Linked DNA regions of Mus musculus: region 2 is linked to region 1. The links are chromatin contacts, found by Hi-C in ENCODE. All regions are on one chromosome and are shown on one strand. Each heading gives the region's core, a stretch centred on a gene start or an enhancer-like site at or near the end of the contact. The rest is flanking DNA. Distances are from core to core; before and after follow the strand shown.

Region 1 (2,753 bases), core at 129-2,628:
GAGGCACAAGAGTTGATGTTAAGAAAACAAACAGTTTGTCCTGCCCTATGGAATTCAGGATTAGACCTGGAGGTGCAAGGGAAAGCAAACAGGTTGTCCTGCCCTACAGGAGCCTAGAATCTACAGAATATGTGACCAGGTAAATGGGTACCATCCCCACAGCAAGCATATGCCAGGCTGGGAAAGAGTAGCTTTCATCTCTGGGATAGAGGATGGCTCTTGTTAAAGGCAGTGTCTCGCCCTGGCTTACTTTCTGTTGCTGTGATAAGCATCATAACCAAAAGTCACTTGGGGGAAATTTACACTTGCAGGTCACAGTCTGTCACGGAGGGAAACCAGAGCTGGAACTCAAGCAGAAACCACAGACACTGCTTACTGGCTCTCCCCATCTCTGGCTGTTCAGCTTGCTTTTCTTTACAGTCCAGACCCACCTGCCTAGGGATAGAGCAGTCCGCAGTGATCTGGGCCTTCCCACATCAATCAGTAGTCAAGAAAATAACCTCAAAGAAATGCCCACAGGACAAGCTGATGTAAGAAATTCCTCAATTAGGGTTCCCACTTTCCAGATGTGTCTAAGCTGACAACCAAGATTAACCTCCACGTCTTTGATTTATATCATGACTGAGACTGTGGTAAACCCAGGGCCAGGGAAAGGCCCTAACTACATGTAGAATTCTCACCCTGTTCCATGTGGCCAAACCAAGATTAACCTCCACATCTTTGATTTATATCATGACTGAGACTGTGGTAAATCCAGGGTCAGGGAAAGGCCCAAACTACATGTAGAATTCTCACCCTGTTTCATGTTGCCAAACCGCAGGGATGTGGTGGAGTAATGGGAGGTGAGAGACACCAGGCCTTGCATGGGTTCAAAGGTCACACAAACAGCTGGACCTGGGACAGAGTTGCTATTCACAGGGAACTGTCTCTGGTTAGCAAATATAAGACGAAGGTCCTCAAAAGGAAGGTAGGTTTTGGTGATTAATTTATTTAAGGTGAAGGGCAGGGTAGAGTATGGACGATGAGCACAATTCTTGCTGGCGTCTGTGTGCTGGCATGTGCCAAAACAGCCCTGATGCTCGGCCAGATTTTCTCTATTTAAGATGCAACAGAGAGAGATGAGGCCTGGGTCAGACCTTTAAACCTGTGAGTTCCAGGCCAGGGCTACAGAGAGAACTTGTGTGGGAGGAGTGGGGGGAGTTGGAATGAGGTTAGAGATAGACAGGCACAAAGAAACAGCCAGCCACTCACACACAGGAGGGGGAGGGATAGCACCCTCCAGGACCCAAGGAAGGCACAGCTGGACCTTGGCTCCATCAGCCTTTTCTCAGCTCCTCCCACTAGCACTTCATTACCCAGTTCCTCTTTTCATCTCCACAGACAAGGGGAAGCCAAGCAAACCCATCTCCAGATGGGTTTCCAGAGCATGACAGACTGAGCCCTACTGCACTAATGGAGTGGGATGTGAGCCTCTCTCAGTGCTGTGGACTCCCAAACAAGCCTGTGTTGGGGGCCATAGCAGCCTGCAAATTCACCACAGGACCCTTGCTTCTGAGACTGTCTCCAGGCATCCGGTCTGCAGCTCAGTCTGCCTGCTCATCTGCTTCCTCTCTTTGGATCCTAGTTCAAAAGCTGTCAGACCCCTAGGTCTCTGATACTCTTCTAGTGACAGGGCTAGCAGCCGGTGTCTCATCAGAACCCAGCTTCCTATATGAAGCCTTATCCTTTTAGCACCTCAGTATGCCTGCAGTTAAAGGAAGGGCTTTTATAGTGGCAACCAAATTAGAGTGAGGCCGAGAGGGTGGGCCTTAGTTCTTTATTACTGGTGCTACTATAAGAACTGCTCAGTGGGACACAAACCCACACAGAGGGGAGTACATCTGAAGTCACAGGGAAGAGATGTTATCAACAAACCAGGAGACAGGGTCTTAAGAAAAGAATCCTGTCCAAATGTAGGTTTCAGGCTTCTAGCCTCCCAGACTGTGGGAAGAAACTACTTCTCCAGAGCACGGCAATGCTTTGACACCATTTAAGTCACCTCATTTGTGGCACTGCAGAGAGCAGCCCAAGCAGACCTCTAGACATGTGCTAGCAAAGACGTGCAAAATGTGCAATGGGTATGGAAGGGTAGGAGATGGGCCCTGAGGAACAAGGAAGCTAGCCTGGAGTTATTCCTTCAACTCGAGCATGGGGTGGCTAGGTCCATATCTCTGATGTGCCCCTCCTGAGTGAGAGTCACTCCATAGAGAAGTTAGATGAAGAAGATGCAAGCAGATCCAGATACAGTAGGGGCAGACATGTGGAGTACCTGGACTGGTGTGGGGGTGGAGGAAGGAGCCTTTTGATACAGAAAACAAGGAAAGCAGTGACAGGCAGTGACTTGCAGTAGGGTGGGGCTACAGGGAAAGAGACAAGTTACCCAGAAGGGGAGAGGGGGAGTAGAGATGGGAAAGAGGGTGGGGTAGAGCAAAGAGGAAAACAAAAATGTGATTAGGCTCTGCTCCCGTGGAAAGAGCAACCCTCTTGTGATCTGTAACCATTACACAGTATCTACATGCATCAAATACCATACAGAGCTCAGTGGGTATGTGGGAATGGGGTGCAGCAATAAAAAAAATGAAAGTTAAAAGGTTTGTAGGGCAAGGAAGGGACCAACCAGAAGCTGAAAACTAGGAAATGGGGATGGAAACAGAGCAGTGATGGCTCCAGGGACCAGCGAGCAAGCCTGGCCCTTCTGCCTGCTCGTCTGAAAT
Region 2 (2,753 bases), core at 77-2,576, about 58 Mb before region 1:
CATACTTTTGTTTTTAACCTCATTTTATACACTCATTATCAAATTCAAGCCAGTTGAAAACTCCTCCCAATTCTGGATGTGGGTAAAATCTATTTGGGAGTATTTTCTACTTCCTTTGGTCACAGCATTGCTACAGTTTCCCTTCTCTTTGCTTTATCACCTTCTGCTAAGGCTGCTCACCCCACACGGGCTTTAGGGTATTGAGATATGACTATACTTATTCCGGTTTTAGAATCTATGGTGATACCTGACACCTAAATCTTACTTTTTTTTCATTAATTAATTAATTGTGTGTATAAATGTGTGTCCTAAACACACGTGGAGGTCAGAGGACAATCTACAGGAGCTGCTTCTTGCCCACCATAAGACAAGTCCCTAGAACTTGAACTCAGGTCATTAGGCCTGGTGGCAAACACTTTTACTACTGAGCTATCTTTCCAGCATCCTACTATCACCTCTCATTTTGAGACAAGGTCTCATGAATTGTAGTTCAGGATGGTTTTGAACTTGCTGTGGGATTGATGCTGGCCTTGATCTTCTGAACGGCCTGCCTCTACATCCCAAGTACTGGGATTACAGATGAGTATACTGTGTTCATGTTGAAGAATGTATTGGGATTCTAGGTCTATTGTTAGAAATGACTACAAATGACATGGCTTCAAATAACGGGATTTCATTCATTGTCCCGGAGGCCAGGAGTTCCAGCTGAGGAGTTGGCAGGGCATGCTTTCTCACAAGGTCTCACAGGAGAGTCCTTCCTGCCTCTTCTAGCTTCTGGTTCATTAATTTGTGATTGTATCGCTCTGCTCCTGTTGTCTCAGGGTGTCCTTGTTTATGTGTTTTCTCAACTTTAGGTCTAAAGTCTCCTCTTTTCCTGGAGTTTGGATCCCTAACAGTCATATAAAAGCCAGGGATGGTGGTGTGTGCCTATAACCCTGGCACTGGCAGGGTCAAGACAGGCAGATTCTTGAAAAAAAAAAAAAAAGAAAGAAAGAAAAGAAAGAAAAGAAAAAAAGACAGGTAGATTCTGAGTTTTACTGGCCATTTACACGGTCCTGTCTGATTCTGAGGGGAACTGGGAGGATGAAAACCCCATGCTCTGTCACCACCAGGACCCAGAAGGCCTCGAGGCTGTCTCTCCAGTGCTCGCTTCCACAGAGTGAAAGCTCATTCGAGGTGAAGGGAGTCCTTACCTCAGAGAGATATGAAACCTTTGGCGGCGCTCCTTTAAGGTCCAAATGAACTAATCTCATCTTAAATGGCGTGGGTGATGACATGTTGGTATTTTTTTGTAAACTCCTATAACAGAGTCTCTGTCTGGGACTTCTTCCTGGTGGAGAGAACTTAAGTTATAAAGAGGAGCAGACACAGCCCTCTCCTTTATTTCCACATTTGAATACAATATTTATAAACTGCCCTGAGATAGGCATTTATTAACCATTTAATGATCTGTATTTCCTTGTGAGATTATGATGATTTATAGCAAGCATGGCAGTGGCATACACCTGTAACACCTTTCCCACCTGTCTTAGTCAGGGTTTCTATTCCTGCACAAACATCATGACCAAGAAGCAAGTTGGGGAGGAAAGGGTTTATTCGGCTTACACTTCCATACTGCTGTTCATCACCAAAGGAAGTCAGGACTGGAACTCAAGCAGGTCAGGAAGCAGGAGCTGATGCAGAGGCCATGGAGGGATGTTCTTCATTGGCTTGCCTCACCTGGCTTGCTCAGCCTGCTCTCTTATAGAACTAAGACTACCAGCCCTGAGATGGTCCCACCCACAAGGGGCCTTTCCCCCTTGATCACTAATTGAGAAAATGCCTTACAGTTGGATCTCATGGAGGCATTTCCTCAACTGAAGCTCCTTTCTCTGTGATAACTCCAGCTGTGTCAAGTTGACACAAAGCTAGCCAGTACAATTGACCCCTTGTCAACTTGACACACAAACACATCACTAGTAAGCCTCAACCCTTACAATCTTATTCATCCCCATTCTAAATAACTTTAAAAGTCCCACAGTCTTTACATATGCTTAAAATTTCAATCTCTTTAAAATATCCATCTCTTTTAAAATCCAAAGTCTTTTTACAATTAAAAGTCTCTTAACTGTGGGCTCCACTAAAACAGTTTCTTCCTTCAAGAGGGAAAATATCAGGGCACAGTCACAATCAAAAGCAAAAGTCAATCTCTAACCGTCCAATGTCTGGGATCCAACTCACGATCTTCTGGGCTCCTCCAAGGGCTTGGGTCACTTCTCCAGCCAGGCCCTTTGTAGCACATGTGTCATCCTCTAGGCTCCAGATGCCTGTACTCCACTGCTGCTGCTGCTCTTGGTGGTCATCTCATGGTACTGGCATCTCCAAAACACTGCATGACCCCTTCAGTCCTGGGCCATCAATTGCAACTGAGGCTGCACTTTCACCAATGGCCTTCCATGGCCTCTCACAGTGCCAATCCTCAGCTGTTCTGCTCAACTCCTTCATGCCTTCAAAACCAGTACCACCTGGGTGACTCTTACACATTACCAAGTCCAGCCACAGCACAAGGTACAACTTTGGCTATATCTGGAACACAGCCACTGTGCTCTCAGAAAACACCTCCCAGAAGATGTCACCTCAATGATGCTGGTCTCTTCTTAATCACCGCTAATTTCTTAGCTCCAGCTAACCAGCATCAATAGTCCCAGTAATGCAAAGTTTTTGCTTTAGTAGTTCTGGTATCTTGTTAATCACAGCTGATTCTTCAGCCCCAG

Evidence for each region. Hi-C counts contacts between places; a loop is a spot of excess contacts on that map.
Region 2: a loop to region 1 is called in a map of T-helper 1 cell, with 507 times the contacts of the local background. The contact joins the promoter of Hexdc here to the enhancer-like site in region 1. A Hi-C loop is called at or near these places in 3 of 37 maps with a recorded cell type or tissue (T-helper 1 cell, T-helper 17 cell and regulatory T cell).

What each region holds. Positions count from the first base shown.
Region 1 is chr11:63,019,421-63,022,173 of GRCm38, reverse strand. No RefSeq gene overlaps it. Among named protein-coding and RNA genes, the nearest start is that of Cdrt4os1, 17 kb to the right of the region's middle. Within about 2 kb of position 1,378, at least 1 of the 3 ENCODE cell types and tissues checked has a DNase peak (open chromatin) inside an H3K27ac peak, as active enhancers do.
Region 2 is chr11:121,206,216-121,208,968 of GRCm38, reverse strand. It overlaps Hexdc (hexosaminidase (glycosyl hydrolase family 20, catalytic domain) containing), which reads right to left and starts at 1,326. Exons shown (of 12, transcript NM_001146073.1): 1 at 1,194-1,326. The coding sequence starts at 1,277.